Regions from separate parts of the Mus musculus genome. Here all the other regions are linked to region 3. Evidence: chromatin loops called from intact Hi-C (ENCODE). Cell type or tissue: left cerebral cortex. All regions are shown on one strand.

Region 1 (8,000 bases), 87 kb after region 3:
GACAAATAAATTTTTGATAATTTAGAAAGGCAGAGAAAACTGCTCTCTCTTTTTTTCTTTGAAACTGCTCATTAAATATCCAGATCAGAAAAATGGCAAATGGTCAGAATAGTCTATAAAAACAGAATGAATTCTCAGAATGTGAAAAAGGGGAGAGACAGACGGATGAAGGGACAGTGCTCACACTTAGCTTTGTAAAGAGGAAGCATAAAATGACCTAGCTCTCACTCTATGTGGAAAAGGAAAGAAAGGTGTTATCCTCGGTAAGACTAACACAGGAAATGGGGGTGGGGGTGGGGTAACCACTCTGGAGCACAGCTTTGGAGGGGCGCCAGGCTGGCAAGGTTGATGCAAAGGAAGAGGAGAGCTGAGGTAAACCTCGGAGATGATCTTCTTCATCTGTGACCAGTCTGTGCAGGTGGAGGTCTCCATGGACCAAAGTATAAGGGAGATCCACAGTCCTTTCTATTTAAAAAGCTGTCCTCAAAGCCTCTGATATAAGATAGGCAGGTAACAAGAGTTACCTTGAAAATATCTGGGAGAATGACCCAACTGGAGAGAAGCCTTTGTTCTCAATATCTTGGATAAGGAAGATCAGGCAACACAAAAGCTACTTATTAAGGATTTCTCTGAGTATTGAAATCTAAAGGGGTTTCTAAATTTGCTAGGGAATTCAATCTTCTGGTTATAGTTCCTTAATTTGTTTTTGTTTTCTTTTCCTCAAAGTGGCTTTACTAAATGATTTGTGCATAAAATTCATCCATCGTCGGTGTATATTTTATTAGTGTTTCAGTAACTACATAGTGGCTATTCCATTTCTGATTCTCCTTCCCCCTTCTGTGTTTTTCTAGTGCAGGGACAGAGTACAGGGTCTCTCACACTGTGCCCTTAGCATACATGGCTAAATGCATAAATATTTTTATTTAGTTTAGAATACTTCACGGTAGGCTTGAGAGATATCTCATTGTTAGAAAGCTTGTCAAGGAAACAGGAAACCTGGGCTTGGTCCTTAGTACCACAAAAAGCTAGGGCTTCTGGGAAACTCCAGCCTGGAGGTGGAAGTGGGGACCAGAAGTCATCCTGGGTAACCAACTAATCAACCAAACAGTATTCCATGTCAAACATAAGCCGCGTTTGCTGACAGAAAGCCCAACAGTAAATGCCACATTACCCTGAAGTCTAGCCATTCAAGAGGCCTTCCAGGGGACGGGTAATGACAAGGTCAGGACAGGACTGGGATCGCAGGGAAGGTGGGGTGGGCACCCAGAGGCTGTTCCTTCTCCTTGTTCCATTTTGTTCAAGATCAGACGTGTGTCTGCGTACACATCTGAACTACCTGTCCTATTTGAATTTGATTATAATGGAAATACTTTTAAGATCTTATCTGGGGGCTGAGGAGACAGCTCAGTGGGCTAAGTCTTTCTGAACAAGCATGAAGAACTGAATTTGGATCCCTCACGTGCATGTAAAAGCTGGGTGCTGTAGGCAGTGGTATATGTCTGCATCCCCAATGGAGCTGGGGCGACCCGGGGTCTGCTGGTCAGCTAGTCTAGCAAAATGGCAAGCTCTAGGCTCAGTGAGAGAACATCTCTCAAAAAATAAGGTAGACAACAAGAGAGGAAGACGTCTGGTACTGATCCCTCGTCTCACATGGGCACACACCAGCATGCACACCAGCACAATACCCACACACAGACACACGTCACACCCACAAACACAAAGTTAACATATACAGTCCATTATTTGTGTGAGTATTTACTGGTATACAGAAGAAACCACGTTTGTACTATTTCATTTAAGAATGGGGGTCATAGCTTTATAACGATCTTGCATGTGAGAGATTTCCAAACCCTTTCTGGGGTCTTAGGTCTGACTATAAGACTCCTGGGATTTACCCAGCAACAAGAATAATACTTAAAAAAAAATTTTTTTTTTAGATATAGGGGAAAATGTGAATACAAAGTAAAGCTATTTCGTTATACTACCTTTAAGAATAGGTTTTAAAGCATTATATAAAGATTAAACCAATAATTTAAAAAGTTACCAACCCTAACCTATAAAAAAAATAAAAACAAAAACAAACCAAACAAAAATCCTCTTCTCCCTTAACACTGGACTGGCCATTTGCCTCTAAAAGCAATGCAGTTAGTTTTAAGCAGTGGGGAAAATTCACTACCATGCTTTAAATGCGTTTTTCTTTCTTTTATAATTGTAATTTGGTATATATCAAATCTGTCATAAAGTCTGTGTTGATGCCCTCAGATTTCCTAAGGGCTGGACTTTTCAGAGCTGGTATAGTGTACAGCTCTGAAAACTTTAAATGAACAGGGACACAAAGGGAAAAAGCAATTACTAGGAATCTCAGAAGTAGATCTCTGAATCTTTCACTTTTACCCGGGATTTACCCGGTGCTGTTGCTATTCAGAAATAGATGGGAAAGGCTGTGTGGGATGGGTGGCTGGGCGTGGACGGGGACACGCTGTCACCACTTAGTGGTGCAAATCTTTCCATGGACAAAGACAACAACCAAGTCTTTGGGTGGTTTGTTTGATCTGTGTGAAAGGGTGGCAGTGGGCTTTCTGGCGCTTGAGCAAGCGGGAACAATATTTTTGGCTGGAGAGATTTCTCCAGACTTCTCTCGGGGAGCCTTCAAGAGAGCCATCTGGATCCAACAGTGTTTCTTTTTGTAAAGCTCCTCTGCACTTGGAAGCGTAAAGGAAAGGTGCGGAGCTGCGACCACACCTATGAGAACTACTTGCCTTCTGTATTTAGAAGGGGTGATTTAGTACAGCTGGCAGTCCGAGAGGAAAGGAAGCAACTCCTTTATGCGTTAATAAGAGATCGCTTGTAATTGATGTTCCCCGCATAGGAAGTGTTTATTAATGTCAGCTCATTAGTCCACACTATTGCTCCTTCATGAGTAAAACCGGAACGTTCCAGTTACGTGACACTTATGGCGGTAACGTCACTACTGACCTTGTCTTGACCTTTATAACTGTTAATGGGACCTGGATCTTGAGCGAACACTCCCCACTCCCTCGGTGTTTAGTCAGCTAGTGAAGCTGTAATGAATGAAAACTGCTAAAAATGTTCACACAAAATCCTTCCAAACCCACATGACACACTCAGGGCAGTGATGGGATTAAAAAGAGATCGCCTGAAAAATGGAATTAAACTCAGGTTTGTAGCCAGATATAGCAGAAAAGTCATCATAAATACGATACATATATCCGCTATTCCTTCATACTCTCCACGCCGGAAGGAAGTGGCAACTCTTATGTTATGTTACGATCTCCTTTGATTGTGCCTCCTTCAGCAGCACAGATACTAAAATTGGAAAGACACTGCGAAGATTAGTTTTGCCCTTCTGCAAAGATGACATTCAAGTTCAGGAAGAATTCTGTGTTCTTACATGTTGGGGAAAAAAAAAAGATTTTCTTTGATGAGTGATCATTTTTAGAAGGCAACAAGCTATTTCTCGAGCTGTCATCTTTGTCTAGCAAGCGATGAATGAGGGGAAAGCCTGAGCAGCAACGTCATAATTCAGATGTGAAAAATACACAGGGTCAAATATGCTTTTATATATTGTATTAATACATATTTTACAGGTACTAGATTCTATGTAATTACAGTTTCTGTTGATCCCAACAGTAACTAATGACTTGAGAAGTTCCCACTATACTTATCCAGGTTTCACATTATGTAAAATTCTTAGTGGATTAAAAAAAGAAAAACAAGAAAAACAAGAGAGCTATGTTTCTTCATTAAGCAAACACTAAATCCAGTTCTGAATGGAGAATTTCCAGATATTATAAAATCTCCACAATGAAAAAAAAAGATATATAAATGACAAATGGATAATTTTAAAGAAAATCCTTTATACTTTTAAAGCAAATCACACGGAAATGATTTATCCCAGCTAACACATTTTACCAAATGTAGTAGAAGAACTAATGGTTTGCAGGTTGTATTTCAGAATACATTTTTTTTCTAGAAGGAAGGAAGAATCTGTCTGGTTAACAATGTTAGTTAAATTATAAATACTTTACATCCTGGGAATTAAAACAGGAATAGAGCATATGTTGAATGACCTTTTAGTAACGGATTTTAATAAGAGAAACCAAGCTGAAGTTCCAAATTTTAGCCAACAACTACTTCTGTTCTTATTAACAGGGATGGCTGTGCCAGGTAAAACTGACTAATCTCAACCTATCTTTTGAGCACCATTACCTGCCAAAGGGTCATAGAAGAGGTGAGTTGAGTAGCGTTATTTTTCTAGGGTGAATTGTTTTCTCACGTGCTCTCATACTAAGTGCATCAGACTCAATTTCCATGGAACTGCTAACTAAGAGAAAGGAACACAGGATGATGAAAGTCTGAGCCCCAACAACTCACCTGCTCGTGACATAAGCCTTCCCACGGTTGTCATTTAGAGAGATGGGGAAGAAAATGTAGGACTTTTCACTATTGCCACGATCAGAAAACATAACTGACCCACTGTTAACTGCCAGCTCTGGCCACGCTTCGGTGTAATTGAAGACGGGGGTGGGAGAAAAGCAAGGGTACATCGTAGTGCCTTTTTGGACTGTTTCTACTTAAAGGAATTAATTAAATGAAATTTTCATCAGAGGAGAGGGATAGGGCCTCGGGGAAACTCATGAGCACCTCACCAGGACGCAAGCCATCCATTTTCCAGCCTTGGGAGTCATCTGTGCTTTGGACAAAATATCCGGGAGTTCGTATTTTTCATAAATGGTACTCATTTGAACTAAGACAGATGAAATGTTTGTTGGAGGTGATACTTCCTACTGCCGTGAGCTTTTTTTATAGGGGATCTCTGCCAAAATAACCCACACACTATTTAAACCACACGAGCCCCTCAAGACCCAAGGCACCTACCTGCAGGCCCAATGTTTGAGGCCAGCTAGTTTATAGGCGCAGTGAAAGGATCATGCTAACTGGATAAAATAACCATATGTCCCCACCGGAGGCTCCATTACTTGAGTCATTTAAGCCTCTCTGGACAAAAAGCACCAGGGCCATTTGCTGTTGGAAATCAAACCTCCACAAAGTGGACATAGGAGAAATGACCTAATAGGTAATGCCGGCTTCTGTGTTAAGGAAAGCTGGCCTGCCACACTGTTGTGAAAGCGAATGCCCTAATTATACCCCAACAAGAGGGGCACTTCTTATTTGGAGAATGAAAAGGGAAAAAAAGCCCAGATTTAACATTTACATCACCATTATCAAAGGCCTGGGCAATTTTCCCTAGGAATAATATTTTCGAGATATAATGGAAAAAGTGTGTGTGGGGTGGGGTGGGGTGGGGCACAGTTTGTAGTCTTTATTCAGGAACTTAAGAGGCAGAAAGGGAGTGTTTCTGGTCTGACTTTTGTTTGGGAGCTGGTGAGGTGTGTGTGTGTGGGTTAACCTTTACCATCTGCTTATAAGGCCAGGTATCCATCTCAAGGGAGCACATGCTGCCTCAGTTTACTCTCTCAATATGCATTTACTGCTTGCACACTGTCCGCTGGTATAAGGCAGAATAGAGGAAAAGGATACATAGAGTGAATGTGTGTGTGTGTGTGTGTGTGTGTGTGCGCGTGTGTGTGTGTACACTTGTGCGTGTGTGTATATGTGTGTGTGTGTTTCTGCATACATACAGGTATGTGGGAAGGACATGATGGGGTTCGCATGTGTGGATTAAAGATTGCACAGCTTTTCTTTCTAGGTAAATATGTTCATTTACTGCAATCCTCATTTTGGATTGAAATACAGAAACAAATGTGAAATACAATTTCAACTTAAAATTACTTTTCTGTGAAATAGATAATTTTTTGATGGCCACCATTGACATGAAATGAAAAAAAAAAAAACAAACCAACCCTATTTTTCGTAAATTTGGTATATTGTCCAAATAGGATCTTTCCTATGTAGATATTCTGCCTTTGGATATTAAGCGTGTGTCTGTACAAAGGTTAGTCCGTGTGTGGAGCAGGGGGTGGAGAGGAAGAGGGAGGTGGTATGCTTGGTCAGGGTTGAAGGCAGACATCCACAGGGAATGACCTACTTAATGTTGTCACCCATTTGTCCAAGTCGTGGGACTTTCATGTGTCCTTGCAGCCAGGGATCATGTAAAGGACACTTCTCACATGGGTGTCACAGACCCACCACTGAAAACCAGATTTTGCTTCTCTGCTGTGTTTTTATTTATTTATTTTCACAAGGGTGAGTATTTAACATCTAGGACCTTACTAATCTTTTAGCACCCTTCCTCTCCTAAGCAGTTTTGAGTGGAGGGCATGGCAACTCCATTCCTTACAGAAGTCACGGGCTGAGGTGAGATTATCTCCAGGACAGATTTATAAAAGCAACGTCCCCCCATCCCTCTGAAAAAGAGGCAAACGGTATTATTGCAAATAACCTTTAAGATAATTAACTAACAATGCTGCAACTAGCATAAAATCTTCCTTCAGGCGACACCTAATTTAAGTGTTACTGGCACAAAGTGGAGACAGATTGTGCATTACCACCGCAATATTTACATAGCAGAAACCCACAGAGCGGGAAACGCCAGGCTCAATGAAGCACTAAATTAGAACAACCGTACCCAGTGTTAATTTGCCTTTCATTCTTTCCAAATCTCGGGTCCAGAAATCGGTACAAATCCATCTACAACCTCCTACTCCTAAATGACTAAACCCGAGGAGATGTTAGGACTTTTTCTTTTACCCCACCCCTCCCCACCCCCCAATTAAAATAACTTGAAATTTATTTCTTCTCTCCACAAGAACCATGTGGTCAAACTGTGATTGTTTCGTTGCAACGCGCTCCTACTTTGATCTGAAATCACTCTCATACAAGCGCCGTGTCGAAGACGACACGGCAGAGCCTATTCTGAGACTGCCAATACAGCTTATGAAGAAAATAAATAAGACGAGACAGGGGGACCAATTAGTGAGATATTTAGGGAAAGGAATAGTTGTCTACCTTCCGCAATTTTCTCATTGATAAATTTTATTTCCGTTCCACATTTCCCGTTTCTCCTGCCAAATGTAATGAGTTTTCCTTAAACCATCCTTGTCTGTAATATTTTAAACTCCAGCACCACTCAAATCGAGGTATCAACAAAAACATTTACCTTTCCCAGCTGCTGGTGTTCTTTGAAGGCAGCAATCAGCTCTTCAGCCCACTGAATTTTTTCTGGGGTTGGAGTAAACTGTTCCTGTACCACTGCGATCTGGTTAGGGTGGATCACCTGTTTACCTGCAAAGAGAGCAACCACACTGGAGGCTCAGGGCAGGCCAGATGCACCCAGCTGGGGACATCCCTGGATGCTTCATAGAGTGGGTGCTGAGGAACTGAACAGTACAAAGTAAGACCTGCAATCAGACACACTTTCCCAGAAAACCACATAAGAGCAAACACAAGTATGGGAGTTACTGCACTCTAGATTTACGTAGACGTGCGCCTCCAGCGTAGAAAAGCTCGCATTTTTAGTTACAGGTGGCTAGATTGGGCAGCTTGTTAAATAACTACTTTCCTTGGATTTTAACTGGAGAATGTCTGCAAGTTATCCATTATTTTGAGTTAAAGGTAGAGTGAAATTAAATGAGAATTCTCTCAAATTGTCTAAGCTGTCTAGTGCTTGTTTGCAGGAGGGAGGGGCGGGGGGGGGCTTGTGGTGCTTTCTATAGCTCATATACCAGAGACAGACAGTTATAGTTCAGCTCGCAGTAGATGTTATGATCATATCAATACCAAACACTGCCTTGGAATGATACATTTCATTTTTTTTGAGCATGTTATTTTAAACATGTCAATTTCAATGAAAATATGTCTAAACTAAAAGGCAGATTTGAATACTGTGGCATCTAGATTACTCTACTTCACATTTTTTAAATAGAAAGATTAGAGAAAATTTATCTGTTCCAAAATATATCTGGATCTTCCCTTTCTCCTGATAGTATGAGAGTTGTTTTGTCTTCAAATGATAAGAA
Region 2 (8,000 bases), 97 kb after region 3:
CGCTTCCTCCCACAATTTAGTTTCGGTCTCTTTTTATTATTTAAAATACCCTAAAGTTAATGTATACAGCCATTGGGATTGATGTTAAACCAAGTGGGGACTACATCCAATAAAGACGGCAAAAAGAAAACTACAGCCTACTATTTGATGTGATGCTAGATTTTCTTGAGGGAGGAAAAGGAAGGGAGAAATTATATAATTTTATTATAACCTCATAAAATAAGGCTGTACGTGTATGTACACACTTAAGTTTTCATGCTGAAGTACCGAAAACCCTTGCCCTGGTCCAGTCTCGAGTTATGAATAACAGGACACTTTGGCTGGTTTTTAGAGCCTTTGACCACCTGCTTCAGATAAGTATTGTACAGTTGGTGACAACACTCTGCCTTCTCCTCTTGGCCTCACCCCCGCCCCATCTTCTGCTGCTTCTCTCCCTCTCTCGTGCAAGGTTTAAGGTATCACAAATAAGTTCTAAAAATTAGTACCCTAGGATCCTGCGAGTCATAAAACACTCAGAGAGGGCATGAGTTAAAACATACACAGTCTCATATCTTTTGATCACTTTTTTTTTTTTTTTTAGTGTGCGGAAATATAGTCGGGGAAACAAAGACCTCTCAAAATCAGCACGTATGTGTAGAGTGTGGCCCCCCCCAGCTTACAGCTTCTGCCACTTGGAGGCACAATGGGCATTGTGCCCTCAGTGCCTCCCCGCACCCCAGCTTCCATCTTCCTGTGATTTAATGCTCCCTGTTGGGCAGAAACAATAGTGCCAGGTCCATAGGTTCTTCGTGCTGAGTTGGGCACAGTCTAGACATTTAAACCGGATTTGAAATAGCTTGTCTTCTGAGATTGAATTGGGGACCAGTTCAATTCAGTCCTGTATCTTGAGAAAACTTTGAACCCCAGAGGAAGCTGGGGGTGGGGGTGGGGAAGTAAAGCAGGGACACGAAGGACTGATGGCTGAGACCAGGGTGCCTGGCAGCCAGTGCCACATATTGTAGGCCAACCACATCGGTCTCTTATTAGATAGATTTCATGGGCCTTTTTCTCCCAACTTTTCCATTGGGGCCACATCCTGACTAGCCAGGACAGGCATGCCCCACCCACGTACTGATTAGCAGGAGGATTCCTTTCTCTCTCTGCCTCTATTAAATATAAGGAGAAAGCAGTAGTAGTTCAGATCCGTTAAGAAACATCGCTGTGCATGGGATCATATGTCTTTAAGCTTAAGAATTAGAGGTTCAGGATTATGTCAGTACTCTGTTATATATGAAAAGCAACATCAGTTTATTTCATTCTAAGATAGCTATACTATTGCTTAAGTCTTTCCATTTTGTTTCAGGATAAGACATCCTCCGCCAACATACAGTTTACATTCCAAGGTAATTTGTGAGACATGTAGTTGAAATCTGACTAGGTATAGTATCAAAATAATTTATAAAAGGGATAAACACCATTCCTTCCTTCTACTCCTTCTTGCTGGATACATTTATAGTTAGCAATCTTAGCACTTTAAAACATAAGAATCAATGAGAGAATGAGAGAGAGAGAGACAGAGACACAGACAGAGAGACAGAGAAAACACGTTATCATGTGTACACAACCGAACAGGACCATTTATACATAAGATTCTATTACGGTTAAAAAAAAAAAAAAAAACCAGAATTCCATTGCAAAAACCTGATTTTCAGTTTCCTTGAACTCACAGGGACAGGAGTGATGAGCACTGGTGACCGTCAGCTGCCTGCCTTTTCCCCATACAGACCCGTGAGGGATCCACTGACCCCGGTGCCAGCAGGTACCCACAGGTGGCAGCAGGTACCCACAGGTGCCAGCAGGTACCCACAGGTGGCAGCAGGTACACAGACACTTATTGGGAGACACAGGAGGAAAGAGGGGCTTCCCGTGGCCAAATGATTTTTAAAAATAGTCAGAAGTAAAAATCACAGGTAATATCAATTGAAAATTAATCAATACTTTAGCTATTTTAGAAACATTTTCTTATATTTCACCAATCTAAATCCTGACCTTTTCACTCTCAAACCCTCCCATCATAGTCTCATCCTTTGCCTGGGATCAGCTCAAATTAGACGATATACTTAAAGAGACAGAAAAGGAAAGTGTAAAGGAAAAAAATTCAATCAAATATTTTGCTTTGTGCCGGGCGGTGGTGGTGCACGCCTTTAATCCCAGCACTTGGGAGGCAGAGGCAGGCAGATTTCTGAGTTTGAGGCCGGCCAGCCTGATCTTCAGAGTGAGTTCCAGGACAGCTGAGGGCTATACAGAGAAACCCTGTCTCGAAAAAAAAATTATATATATATAATTATATATATATACACACACACACACATACACACACACATATACATGCATATATATTTGTAATTTGCAGAGACAAAAACAAAACAAAACAAAAAAAAACCAGACAACAAAAAAACCAAAAAAAAGAAAAAAGAAAGAAAGAAAGAAAGAAAGAAAGAAAGAAAGAAAGAAAGAAAGAAAGGCAACAACCCACATACAACCCAGGTGACGATCATCAGGTGCTCTCTGCTCTGTGCAGCCTTCTCATGTTACAGGGTATGAGATCCATAGACATCTATATTTTCTGGAATGCCCACTAATGCACACACTGCTCTTTAAGACAGCACCAGGAGTCATACCAGTGAAGCCCATGGCGGCTGCTTCCCTTGACTGTCTGAGAAGTCCGTCTTCATCTCGGAAGTCAATGTACACAAGATCTATGGCTTGTAGGCCAAAGGCTTTTGCCGTGACAACAACCTTCTGCCGGGCATAGAGGATGTCTTGGGTGTCTTTGTTGCTTGTTGCACCTGGAAGTGAGTTACGCTTTAAAAAGGGAGGCTTTAACCTTGGAAACCAAACCCAGACGTATACTACAGAAACCAGGTTATAAAGACATGCGCGCCTCCCTGGAAACTGTCTCCCAGAAAAGTAACTATTCCAATACGCAGGAAGGCAGGAATATAGGGAAGAAGTGTGGAATGGCATATATGTCTAGTGGACTGGAACAATTTCCAATACAATCACTCGTAGTTGCGTTTGGGAGAGGAAAGCGGATCACAGGGGCCCCTAGCAGATTTACCTCCTTTGTGCAATCACTTGGAGAGTGTCAGCCCAAAGATAACACTATAACAAGTGTCCAGGAAGCTGCGAGTGGGGGTGGGGGGTAGGGAATAGCTCACTTCTTAGGAATGGCATAAGCTGGTCTTGTGACATCTGTCCTCAAAGATGTCCTGATCTAGTGCTTTGGGGTTTGGTTGGACCTGGGGGCGGGGGGTGGGGGGTGGGAAGACCCTCATTTTGGGAGAGGCAGAAAGTGCCTGAATGCCTACTGTAATAAAATACACTTAGCTGTGGGACACACGAATGTCTCCTGGAAAGCCTTGTATTAAAATAAAATTTTCTTTTTCTCCCTGAGGGGAGGGAACGTGTCAGTGCTTAAACCTGGGCTATAATACCCACTGCTCAGGAAGAGTGTCCCCAGCCCACTGGAGTGTGGTTCTGAAAACAGTTTCTGTAACCTTGGCCAACCATAGTTCTAACTCTGTAACTCTCCAACCATAGAGACACCCGGAACAGGGCTCAAGGGATATCAGCAGGGCTGGTACAATAAATGCTCTGAAATATACACTAAGGTAAATTTACAATCTATCTTAAACAGGCCTTCTACATTTAACATAGAAAACACGGCATCAAGGCTCAGGCAGAAGCACTTGAACACTCCATTTAGAGGCTCAGGTCTTACGCTTAAGTGAAGACAACATATTTAAGCCAGCACCAGTAGTAGTAGAAACCGAGTAGACCCCATACATTCTTGAACATGCCTGAGATTGTGGAGGCTTTTATTAGTTATTTTATAAATGAGTAGAAATAATAAGGTGGGACTCTGGAAGCAGGAGATGGAGCCTAAATTATCAGGAAGTGGTGGTCAGTTGTCATGAAAAGGCACCATCGGGGCTAGCAAATACACATTATTATGTAAATGTCCCTTTGTGAAGGGGCAAAGAAGAAAATTCTCGAGCATGCGCACGCTCACACACACACACACATACACACACACACACACACACACACACATACACACACACACACACAACTGAGGGCAGGGGAGATGTTGGAGACAGATCTTTGACACCTATGCTGGCTCGAAAATCTTCTCCTCCAAAAACGACTGCATCTAGGCAAAGACCCACTTGAGGTCCAGTCTTTAGTGTTTCTTCACACACTGCCTGGAAAAGAGCAGAGCAGGGTCTCAGAGGCTGGGAGCCAATGCATCAGCAATAGAAAAGATCCAGATCCTAATACACTTAGGCTAAGACAAACTGAGATCTTCCTACAGCATTTCCTAGTCTTCAGAGAAACACCTCATACATACCTGCTCTGCCTGGTGGTTTCATCAATATGGCTATCACAGTTTATTATGTAGTTAGAACACTCCAATTATACAACATCCAATTTTCTAGATAACTTTTGGTAAACACTTTTAGCTTTTACTATAGGTAATTCATGTCTCTCCAGAATTTGCTTTTGTTTTAAGAGGACTCTTAAATGACAAACATAAAACCACAAGAGAGGAGAAAAAAAATAATTTTTTTAAAGCAAACTAATTGGATTATTTGCATTGGGATCAAGTAACGTGGTTTCAGGCTTACAGTCAGGCCATGCAACACCAATAACTTCAGAGAGAAAATAAAAATGCTACCAGTCACCCAGGGCGTGTGAATAAAGCAACTCTCTGACGCGTCTAGCTGAATGTAAAGACGGATCACGTTTGCTATAGATGTAGCTATGAGTCTTGGGACATGCGGCTGTAATGTACTAACATCTGTGTGGGTGGGGAAAGAGTGAAAGGAGTGGTGGAGATACTGTTGATTAATTTCAGGCATTGTGAGAGCTCCTAAGTACATTACTGAATAAAATGGCAAAATTGTGCTTTAAAATGAAACCACTGTGTGCATCTGATCCCAGCTCTGGGATGTGCTTTTGATTATACTCGAGGGTGCTAGGGTGAGCTGAGGACTTTGTGGTTGTTTGTCTGAAGGAATTGGTCACGAGACAGGGCTGGAGGCAGCCCCTAAACATTTGCACTGGGCCCTTCCTACACAGTCCTACAGATCTCCAAAGCTTCCTCTGACCCTGATTTACTTCATCGCAGGTCAGCTACTTCCGTTTTTTAGTGATTTTCCCCCCTCCTACTCTCTGGAGTGGAAAAAAATTAAATAAATCAAAATGCAAAACCGAAACAAAACAACCAAGGGCTAGAAACTTCGGGAAGAAGTACAGGGAGTGCTAGCCGGCCATTCAAAGTCAGGTGATGCGAGAGAGACACACACGTTCTGGGAAATGATACAAAGGCTTGAAGATCAAGAGGGACAAACAAGCTGGCTATGAATCTGGTAAGGCAGGTAGTGGTAAGGCAGCCACACAGTGGCTGAGAATTGGCTCAGCTCATCTTTTTTGAATGTGTGTTAGAAAATACTTTATGTTTGAAATGTGGCAAACTGAAACAAGAGGCTATTGATTATTTATACATAGGAACTATGAACAATAATCATATCTGCTAGGGATTTCAGATAATAGTACCAGAGCCCAGGGTATTTGCAGATGGAAAGACAACTGGTAGGAAGGGCAATTCAAACTCGGTATATAAAGGTGAAAAATAAAATTTCCATGTATGCTTAATCTATGCATGTACTAATTCAAAGCATATATGTATTCTGTGATTTAATTTTTATGCATACTCCAGGAACATATAAATGTTTGGAGACTGAGAAGACCTCTTTTTTCTTTTTTAACTAGTTTCTTTGTCTTCTAAGATATTGACAACCTTGTTATTGTCGCCGGACAGATAAGAAATGGCTTGAATAACTTACTTGGTTTATAAATCTTTCTTTAAAAAAAAATTTAAGTAGATGTTCAAATTAAAAAAAAAAACAAAAACAAAAAACAAAAAACCAACCAGAAGTTCTCTTTAGAAAATCAAAGTAAAATACTAACTCACATGACCACGCTAGGGATGGCTTCCTTACCTTAAAATTGAGCAAACCCATTGCAGTCTCCACAAAGGGGATTAAATTCATTGGTTGTTCAAGTTTTCGGCCTTTTAAGTGGAGTGAAAATTTGTCTGAAAACTAAAATCAGAGATGTCATAGGTGATTAGACAGAACAGAAGCTCAGCCCCTGAAATGCAGACAGAGCAAGGCTGAAAAGCCTCTGACCTGAGGAAATACCCTACCCCAGCCTCCAGCATCCACACAAAGGAATGGGGAGGGGGCAGGAAGGAAGAAGGAAAGCAGAGAAAACTGAAGGTAACAAGGTCCCCCCCACCACCCCAAATCACAGGGAAATCTCAAACACCACAATCCGTTTCCCTCAGAAAGGAACACTTTGAGGCCTAGGAGCGAGAGGGAAAAAGAGATCCCCAGTTTAAATGTTTCCCTGGAAAACATATTTACTCAGGACTTATCACCCTCTCTCCTCCACGGAATGCAAATGGCAGGCGCTCAGAACAAAGCAGACCTCTCTACCTGCCCTTCGGTTTTTTGTTTCAGACCCAACACCAACACATGTGCAACTGTTGGCTGCCTTTTACGTATGTGCAATCCGAATTATCCGTTATAGCGCCACTATCCTTTGTTCCAGAGGGTTTTCTTCATATATTTTTTTTTAAGCTTACCTAGGAAGACCTTAAAAAGGAAGTTTAATTCTTTGAAGACCAAAGCTTGCCAATTTTTTCCATGAGACCAGTTCACAGCTAGCTCTGTGCTGCCAGTGGGGTAGCCCAAATTCCAAAATCTATCATCTGGAAACATACAAAAGCGCTTGCAGATCCTCCACACCCCCGGTTCAAAAACAGGGGGAGGGAGCCCCGCAATCTAAATTGTAAATCTATTATGTCTATCTAGATCTAATAAGATGTGGGAAGATTAAAAAAGAAAGAGAGAAAGAAAGAAAGAAACACAGGTATAATAAAGATATTTTTGTAAATAAAGTTGAAAACATATCTATCCATTTAAATTTAAGGAATATTCAGCCATTAATGGATATCAAAGGAAAAGGGAATTTTAATCATCTCTCCATTCAGTCTCAGTTGGGTAAATCATATCTAAGAGATTTGCATAAATATAAACCATCAAAGACTTTTCATCTTCAAAGGGGGTTTCAAGACCCTATAAGCTTTGTACTGTAATCATCACAGGTCAACCCTGCAGGAATAGGGCTGCTATGGCAACATAAAAAAACTAATGCTTAAGGCTTAGCATAATATTCTCACTAATAGAAAGGAAACTCATTTTAAAAGCTGGCAGCCTATTTACCAGAAGCAGGATTAGAGGTGTTATTTCCCTTTTTACCTGCCCCTCCTTGCCTGCCTGCACCCCCCCCCCTAAAAATACCTAATCATTGGGATCTTTAAAAAGCTTTTGAGTGATTTGCAGTAACTTTACAATTAGGCTAAAATAAATCACAGCTTTCAGTAATGAAGAATGATTCCCGTGGCTCTCCGCCCCTCCCTCTTAGCCGGCGTCACCGTCACCTCTCAGTAACTTTCAGGGAACAGAATAACCCACCACACAACAGCCAGGGTGACGAGAGGGCTGAGAGAAAGCTCAGGGGCAACCTGTATGGTATCAGACGCCGTGAAAAATAAAACGTAATTTATGTTACAATTAAACTTGAAAATGAGTAGTGAAATATTGGTGGCTTGGGTGTTGAGTACTTAGCTACTGATTTTCTTTTCTCATTAAAAAAGAAGGAAAAAAAAAAGAAAGGAAGGAAGGAGGGAAAAAAAAGAAAACTTACAAGGCTACTTGAACTATTCTCTGGGATAGTCGTTACAACTGCAAAATTCGTAAAGTTTACAACTAGATAAATCTTTTACAAGATATCCCCTGTTCTTAATGAACAAAAATCTCCAATGCCTTTTGCTTTATAGTCAATAGGGGCATTTAAAAATTAAATATGCTAGCCCCTCCCCCATCCCC
Region 3 (8,000 bases):
CTGCTGTTGGCGAAGCGCCGGTCACAGCCCTCGAACTCACACTGGAAAGGTTTCTCCCCTGTGGATTGCAAACAGGGTGCTTGCTATGGGACCCCCAAGGACCCCCAAAGTCCTCACCAAGGATGCCAGGGTACAGAGTAGAGGGCAAAGGGGAGAGAGCTGAGTCTCTGAAACAGGTTGGATACCCCTACGAAGAGCCAACTAACAGGTTCTATCGTTTATTTCATAATTATGAAAATAAACTTCCCTTCACACTGACACCTATCTCCTTAAATTTCTAACGACTTTAGGGGTGCCCCTGGCCCTGTTCGCCTTTTTGCAGAGCTTTTTGGATTCCCAGCTCCCTAACAAGTTGGTCTAGCTATCGAGAAGCTGTTATTTTGACAAAATATTTGGGGCATTATCAAAATCACACAGGCGGCTGGGCTGCTGTCGTTTCCTCTTTGGAGCCAGTAGGCAATCATATTTGGAGATGCTGTGAGCTGTTTGGAGACTGGGATATGGAGATTGATTGAGCCAGTACTTATCATCCAAAAACTCTGCAAATTGAGTTAATCATAATCCTAGTATAATCGCCAGTCTTTTTTTTTTTTTAATGGGGGGTGGAGGAAATAAACATGAGAGATAAGGTAGTCTTTTAATGATTGTACCTCTCAGCAAATGGGTTAGGGGTTGGAGTCAGGAAAACCTTTCAAATTTTCCCTGTTTAATTTTCTGGAGGTTCCTACATCCTGTTGCCAGGATTCCAAATGCTTGGAGTCATTTAGAGGTGTGAGAACTCAAACGTCGTTCCACTTGGAAAGGGAACCAGTTAACGTTAAATTCCATTAGCACCTAAACTGTTTTTTAAAGACAACCGCTCAGACACAGGGCATTTCATGCAAATAAATTTCTCAAATTTTAAACCTTGTTAAAAGCTTGTCTCGCACCTCGCCTCCCTCCCTTCCCAAAAGAGAACAATAGGCCGCTGGCTCATCCCGACTTCGGAGTAAATATTGACGAGGGAAGTTGCTAAAACATTTGGCTTTCTTTTAGCAAATCGTCTTTTGCGATTTTGGCTGAGACCTGGTCGAAGATGAATAATCTGAGGCGAGAGGCTCGTTCTTTTGCGTCTCCTCTCACGATAGCCCCGCGGGGCGGTACTGCCTGGGGCTCTGGTTAGCCCAGGCGAGGGTCGAAGTTGGTAATCACAAACCCTCTGGTGCCCATTAGAGAATCTCACAAACTGCTGACAAACCACCGTCAGTCCCCTGCGACCCACCCCAAAATGGGCTTTAAAAACACTTTTTAAATGAGAACCTCTTTACAGCTTCGGCTCACACCAGATTCATTTAATGGGAAACAGTCCTGAGAAGGACGTTTGGACCCTGTGTAAAAAAAAAAAAAAAATGGGGGAAACACGAGCCTCTGAAAAATAGATAATCCACTCGGGGCAGAAAAGCTCAGTCAGACAAGCTGGCAAAATCCTTGCTATGCTCGCTTCCCGGACATCGAGCTAGAGCCGAATTGTTTTATTTTGTGCGCTCTATTTAGAACGGAAATATTGAGCAGGACGGGCGGGTGGGGGGTGGCAATCGCATCACTCCAAGCATATATTTGGTATTACGCTGATCGTTTAAAAGTTCAATTTCCGCACATGGAAAAATCCCAGTCTAATAATACTCTTACCATCCTCCAACAAAAACAAGCCCTGGCTGTCCTGCGCTCTCCCATTCCAGGTCCCTGGCTGATGGTCATTCCCCAACGCGTACGAACACACACACACACACACACACACACACACACACACGCTCAGTCTGTGCATTTATTTCTCCTCGAGGTGCCTCTTCCCACTGCTGACCCACGATTACCTGTATGAGTTCTTTTGTGGATCTTGAGGTTCTCGGAGCGTGCGAAGACCTTGCCACAGCCCGGGAAAGGACAGGGGAAGGGCTTCTCGCCAGTGTGCACGCGGATGTGGTTGACCAGTTTGTATTTGGCCTTAAAGGGTTTGCCCTCGCGTGGACACTCCTCCCAGAAGCAGACGTGGTTGCTCTGTTCCGGGCCGCCGACGTGCTCCACAGAGACGTGGGTCACCAGCTCGTGCATGGTGCTGAAAGTTTTGTTGCAGCTTTTCTTGGGATTGCTTAGCTGCTCCGGGTCGATCCACTTGCAGATGAGCTCTTGCTTGATGCACTGCTGCCGCATGTAGCGGAAAAAGGCACCAGGGTGGTGGTGGTGATGGTGGTGGTGGGCTGCGGCCGCTGCCATGTTCATCCCCATGTTCATATTCATAGGGCCGTACTGGTTGTGGAGCTGCGCCGCCGAGTAGGGGTCGGTCCGCGGGCTGGCCACTTGGCGGTATTGCTCCGAGCGCCCGAACACCTCGCCCGGCAGCCCTAGGCGCATTTGCCCATTGAGCACGTTCTGCGAGGCGTGCGGCCCGTGCTGCTCCGGGAGGCCAGGGAAAAGAAGGTGGCCCTGCGCGTCCGAGTGCGCGTGGTGAAGGCCGCCGGCGCCGGGTCCGAAGAGCCCGTGCTGCCCGCCTCCCGGCGCCGAGTCCCCGAAGCCCCGGCTGCGGAACAGGAAGTCCCGGGTGGAATTAAAGGGAGGCCCCGAATAGGAGCCAACGTGTGCGGCGTGGGGCCCTAGAGCCGCGGCCGCAGCGGCTGCAGCAGCCGAACCCGGGTAAGCACCCGGACCTTGCGACGTGAACGCCGAACTCTGACCAGGAGACAGTTCGTGTGCCCCGGGGTTGAGCTTGAAGGCGCCCATGTGCGCCGCGGCCGAGTCCACGAAGCCGTTCTGAGCTGCCGCCAGGCTCAGCTCGCGGTCCTGCATCTCGGCCGCCGCAGCCGCCGCTGCCGCGGCCGAGTGGTGGTGGTGGCGCGCGAAGCTGCCCACCCCGATGGCCGGGAACTGCGGCCCCGCGTCCAGAAGCATGGCCAGCGCGCCCGGCCGCCCCGCCGGCGCCGGTGAACCCCGCCGCCTGGATTTCCTCTTCGGATCGGCGAGGCGCGTCCTCTGGACGCCCGGCTCCGTGAACCGGCGGTGGAAATACTGGCGACTGCAGTCTCGGGAGCCGGGCTGGTGCGCCCGCCGCCGCCGCCTGTATCTGCCTCAGGCGGCCGGGCACCGAGCGAAGGCGCGGAGAGGAAGAGGAGGCGGCGGCGGAGGAGGCGCGGGAGGAGGAGGTGGAGGAGGAGAAGAGTCCAAAGCCAGGCGGAGAACCAAAGTGTATTAAAGGAGCTGCGGCGGGGGCGGGCGGGCAGGGCAGGGGAGGGCGGGCGGGAGGAGGGAGCGGAGGGAGGTGTGGGGAGCGGAGGAGAGGGGGGCCGCCGGAGGGCGAGCTCAGCGCCGCGGCCCCCACCCCTGCGCGCCCCCGCGCGCGCACGCACGCACGCACTCACTCGCTAGCTGCCTTGTACTGCCGGCGGACCAGGAGCCTGGCTGAGATCAGCGGCATCCGCCGAATGAAGTCAACGCGGCTGCGGGGCCACAGTGCCCTAGGGCAGTGGCTGTGCGCACACAAGCTGGCAGGGAGCGGACAGCAACAAGCTCCGCCAGCCCCAGAGCCTGGCGCACCCGCCGCTCCACCTGATCTCCGCAGGGGCGCTGGGCAGCCGGGAGGAGGAGGCTAGGCGTCGAGTCCACGGCGCTCTCGGGTGGCCGCTCCCTCCCCCGAGGCCTTGCTCACGCCGCCCAGAGCGCTGCCGGTATTGTTCGGCTTCGCGGTTGCTGCGGGGGTTTAGCCCTCTTGGCCCTCCGAGCTTGGCATTGGCGACGCCCGGAGTAGTAAACTTGCAGCGGTCACGAATTCCCCTAGATGAAGGAAACGGGCGCGTCGTCCCCTCTTTCTTTAAGTTGGGCTGGAGGAGGAGGGAGGGGGAGGAGCAGGGGAGGGGGGGACTGTGGGAGGGGAGAAGGCGAGGAGGGGGAGGGGAGCAGGGTGAGGCTAGTCTGAAAAACAATAACAACAATAAAAAAGTGTTCTCTGGTTCTCCCCCTTCCTCCAGCCGATCTGTTCTGGGCGCTAGTCCGGGAATGAGTGCTCGCATCAGCGAGGACAGAGCGAAGTCCTCGGCACAAGCAAATGCTAGGAGGCCAACACGAGTTCTTCCTCTCTCGCGGCTGCAGTGGGCAGCCTTCGCCACCGCCTCTGTTTATTTCGGTGGGCGCTGAGGCCGCAGCAGCAGCCTTTTATTTTTTTATTTTTTGTCCCCTCCTTTTCCTCTCCCCTCCCCCGCGTACCCGCCGGGTCTCCCGCCCGGGTATCCCTCCCTCCTTATCCAAGGCTCGGCCTCCTGGTCACACCGCCCCTTTAACGGGGACTCCCGCCCATCCCGCCCTCCAGAAACCGCTATTGGCCATCACGGCCTCGTCAATCCTTCGCCCAGCCCGCCCCACCTTCCCTGAGCCCCGCTTGGGTTGTGCAGCTGCAGCAGCGGCCCAACGCACCCATAGACTGGGCCTGCCAGCATGCAGGGTTTCGTTCGCGCGTCTGGCTCTGTGGCTCCCGTCACCAGCCGGCTAATTCAAGAGTTCAGCTGCGAGCCTAACGCGGTGCCAGGTCTATGGGTCTTGTCCCCTTCCGCCCGATCCTGCTCCCGTATACTTTGTCAGAGGCCACCAACTCCCCAGAGATTGCATCCACTACCAAAGTACACCGAAAAATCCGGGAACTCTAGTCCAAAGCACCCTTAGCTATAGAGTCACCAAGCCCGAGACCCTGAGGGAGCGAAGAGACTTTTCCTGACAAGGACAGGTCTTTCCCAGTCTGGACAGGCACTCTACTTTCTCCATTCTCACCTTGACCAATTTGCTTTGAGGCGTTAAAGCGTGGATGAAGGATGGTGGACACAGATAGTCAAACTTATCCCTTCTTTCCACTCCCTGGACATTCGTCTATACACCGCCCCCATCCCAGGCGGTGGTCCCCACCTGCCCCTGGGCGCACTTAGCTCACCCCTGCCCCCACCCCATCCCCACCTCCCCACCCCCCGCCCTGGCCGCTCATGTTCAGCTCAGATTACAGGAGTAAACTAGGCAGCAGACCCTGAGGGGCAGTTTAGACGTCATTTAAAGACAGTGTCTCCCTCCGGGTGGATACCTCCTGACCCGGTCCACAGCCACATTGGTTCTGGAAGTGGAATGCCCAGAATCAAGCAAGGTTTAGGCCTTAATTTGGCTGTTGCCGTATCAGAATCAGGGCCTCAGAAAAAATAAACTGTGGGGCTTACGGTAAGTGTCACTCTTTGGTGAAGCCACCGCAAAGCTTCCCAAGCGCCGCCCTCGAACCCAGGCTGGCTTCCCACTAAGAACATGGCTGTCCCACCGCCCTCAGATTGGTAAGAGGTAATGGGAAAGGGAATTGCGGGCCAAGAGTTTGGGGAAGTGTAAAGGTTCAGCCCGTGACCATCGTCTTCCTTCACCTTTCGCAGGCCTGAGAACTGCTTTTATTAATAAATCTCTGGAAACTGAGATAAAATTCGCGCAAGAGAATAACAACATACTTCGAAATTTATATTGAAATGAAATCACCAAAAACGCTGGAAGAAGACTCTTGTTGAGATTTGCTGCAATGAATATGAGCTCCTGCCTGATCAAACAACCTCTCAAACCTTAGGTGGGTCTGGCTCAACTGTTGGAGCCAACCTTTCTACCAAGGCTCCCTCTGTTTCCTCCGTGTTCCCCATTCCTTGGTAAGGGGGACGGGAGAAACGACCACAAGAAAAAGGCATCTTGACCGAAATCATGAGCTTTCCTAGAAGCTGGAGAGAGGAAATGGTCCTCTTTCCTCCCATTCCCCTACCTCAAAGGGCAGAAGCTACACTGGCCTGCTAGACCGCAGGGGGAGGGGAGGGGGGAGAGATGGAAAATATCTAAGCAGAAAGGCTTCAATCCATTTATTTTAAAAGCCTGCCTAATTCAGTCTTTCACATTTGCTTGCCTTATTTAGCAATTTATACTGAAAAGTGCATGTATTGGTTTGCTCTAAAAATACTACCACTCCCAATTTTTTTTTTTAACCTAAGATTGGTTGTGAGAATAACAGCCTTGCTACCCAAAGACCTTATTTCCTTCTTTCAAGCCCTCACACTTGTAGGTTTTCCTCTTCTACCACTTCCTCACCCCCCTCCCCACTCTTCCTTTCCTCTCTTTTTTGACCTATTCTCTCCTTTCGCTTTGATTTCTTCTTTGCTGAGCCCGCAATTCAGGATGGCGCGGCTGGGCGCTGGATTCGAGGGCCGAGCGTTAGGGCAGATGCCTTAATTCCCGCCGGAGAGCTCGCCGGCTGGGCCCTCCTGGCTATTCTTTCCCAGCTCCAGTTCTCCTCTCACTGCAGGAAACAGAGGAGCTGAACCAAGTTCAAAGTCATGTCTCGGTCCCCTCTTTCAGAAGTGTTTTATTTCTCTGCAAACCAGAAGAAGAAGAAGGAAAAAAAAAAAAAAAAAAACCTTTTCCTTCTTGACAGTTTTTTTTTTTTTAAGGAAGGAGAGGAAAAAGCGAGGGCAAGAACAAGTGTGTGTGTGTGTGTGTGTGTGTGTGTGTGTGTGTGTGTGTGTGTGTGCCTGTGTGTGCCTGTGTGTGTGTGTGTGCGCGCGCGCGCGCGTGTGTGTGTGTGTGTGCGCGCGCGCGCGCGTGTGTGTGTGTGTGCGCGCGCGCGCGCTTGCGAGAACGCGCAAAGGCTTTCAGGACTATTGCCTCAAAAGTAGACTCAGGTTCCTTAGCGGAAGGAAGGAAGGAAGGAAGGAAGAAAGGAAGGACAGAAGGAAGGAGTGAAGGCAGGCAGACACTGAGCAAATCATTTTTTTTCCAACAGGTTTCTAGAAAGGCTGCTCTGTCAAACTTCCCAAACCGGTAACTGTCAACGCTTGGAAGCCAGTTCTTTCTTTGTTAAGTTTCCCCAAATTGTTCTTTTCAAACAGGGCAAAACCTGCACTGGGCAAAACCTCAGCTTGTGGCTGAGAAGGATATCCGCCACAGGGCTCCTGGCAAGGGTACATTTCCCGGCGAGTGAAGAGAACCAAGGCTTGATCAAAAATTCGTGGTGTGTTTACAAGAAGAAAAATAAGGGATGAGGTGAAGCAAATTCCACAAACATCCCAGCAATCATGAGCAACTCCTTTTGAATGGTGTCTACTGTGATCTCTTATAGCGTGATGTGCACATACATACAGAAGAATAAATGCATTGCACTTCACCCACTGTGTTCTCACACACAAAGGTATACATTGTGGGAAAGGAGACACCAAATACAAACAACTTGGCTATCCACTGAATATATTATTGTGACTCTTGGCCCCAGTAACACTCCAATTTTTTTCCCTTAAAGAAAGGTGTAAAAATGGGGGAGAGAAGCTGTGAAGAAGAGTATGTAATACATTGTAGCTTAGGCCAAAATAATAACTAACATAATAATAATTTCCTTTTCTACAAGAGTTCTAGCACCACCTCCATCTAGCACCACCTCCATCTATATTAGAGGCAAAAATCCAACAAGATAATCAACAGGATATTAAGTTGAAGGTTACTTTTGATTCTGCTTTCTCAGCTATTACTGAGTTGGGTGACCCCCTGATACATGAAAGACCACATGTGTGCTCTGGGAAGCCCCCTCTATAAAACCCACATAGAACAAAAGCCTTTTGACATGACTTTAGAAAGGTATAATGTAAGAGGAGAGGAAGTTGTGAAAATCCTAGCCAAAGCTGTAACTGTTAAATAACATTAGGAAGGAGGCTATGAGAAGATCTCATAAGATAAAGCTCTTCCATGGCTTTGTATCTTTTCTCTTTATAATTAAACTCTGTAGTTCGAGCGGATTAAAAAAAAAAACCTCAATATAAAATATGTGCCCACCAGTAGTTTATTGACAGAGATGAAAATACTTTTGTACTTGTCAGAAAAGGGGAGAAGAAGCTAGAAGAACCCAGCCCACCCCCACCCTCCCATACTGGGTGACAGAAATTGTGATTTTGGAAAAAGAAAACTAATTTTCCTTGCTTCATCTCCTCTTT

What was found. A loop is a pair of places that touch in the nucleus more often than their neighbours do. Peaks named below come from ENCODE experiments on the same cell type or tissue, not always from the same donor. Only the 100,000 strongest peaks of a DNase experiment are listed, where the experiment ranks them.
Region 1: a loop joins it to region 3, with 2.5 times the contacts of the local background. A loop is called at or near these places in 5 of 42 quality-filtered maps.
Region 2: a loop joins it to region 3, with 2.1 times the contacts of the local background. A loop is called at or near these places in 5 of 42 quality-filtered maps.

What each region holds. Positions count from the first base shown.
Region 1 is chr14:122,383,464-122,391,463 of GRCm38, reverse strand. It overlaps Clybl (citrate lyase beta like), which reads right to left. Exons shown (of 8, transcript NM_029556.3): 7 at 7,142-7,266. It overlaps Gm5089 (predicted gene 5089), which reads left to right. Exons shown (of 4, transcript NR_033326.1): 2 at 4,174-4,252. It overlaps Gm25464 (a small nuclear RNA gene), which reads left to right and starts at 3,304; the gene lies at 3,304-3,410. In left cerebral cortex, no CTCF peak of the experiment used is centred here; no DNase peak of the experiment used is centred here.
Region 2 is chr14:122,374,031-122,382,030 of GRCm38, reverse strand. Clybl (citrate lyase beta like) reads right to left here. Exons shown (of 8, transcript NM_029556.3): 4 at 6,048-6,149; 5 at 4,154-4,247; 6 at 2,661-2,828. The region is part of intron 2 of Gm5089 (predicted gene 5089); the gene reads left to right. Among named protein-coding and RNA genes, the nearest start is that of Gm25464, 10 kb to the left of the region's middle. In left cerebral cortex, no CTCF peak of the experiment used is centred here; no DNase peak of the experiment used is centred here.
Region 3 is chr14:122,470,598-122,478,597 of GRCm38, reverse strand. It overlaps Zic2 (zinc finger protein of the cerebellum 2), which reads right to left and starts at 3,214. Exons shown (of 3, transcript NM_009574.3): 1 at 1,851-3,214; 2 at 1-58. The coding sequence starts at 2,922. It overlaps 2610035F20Rik (RIKEN cDNA 2610035F20 gene), which reads left to right and starts at 3,399. Exons shown (of 5, transcript NR_045046.1): 1 at 3,399-3,695; 2 at 3,996-4,150; 3 at 5,421-5,605; 4 at 6,909-7,207. In left cerebral cortex, no CTCF peak of the experiment used is centred here; DNase peaks (open chromatin) are centred at 3,520, 4,049, 4,399, 4,608 and 5 more places; H3K4me3 peaks cover 4,428 bases; H3K27ac peaks cover 3,521 bases.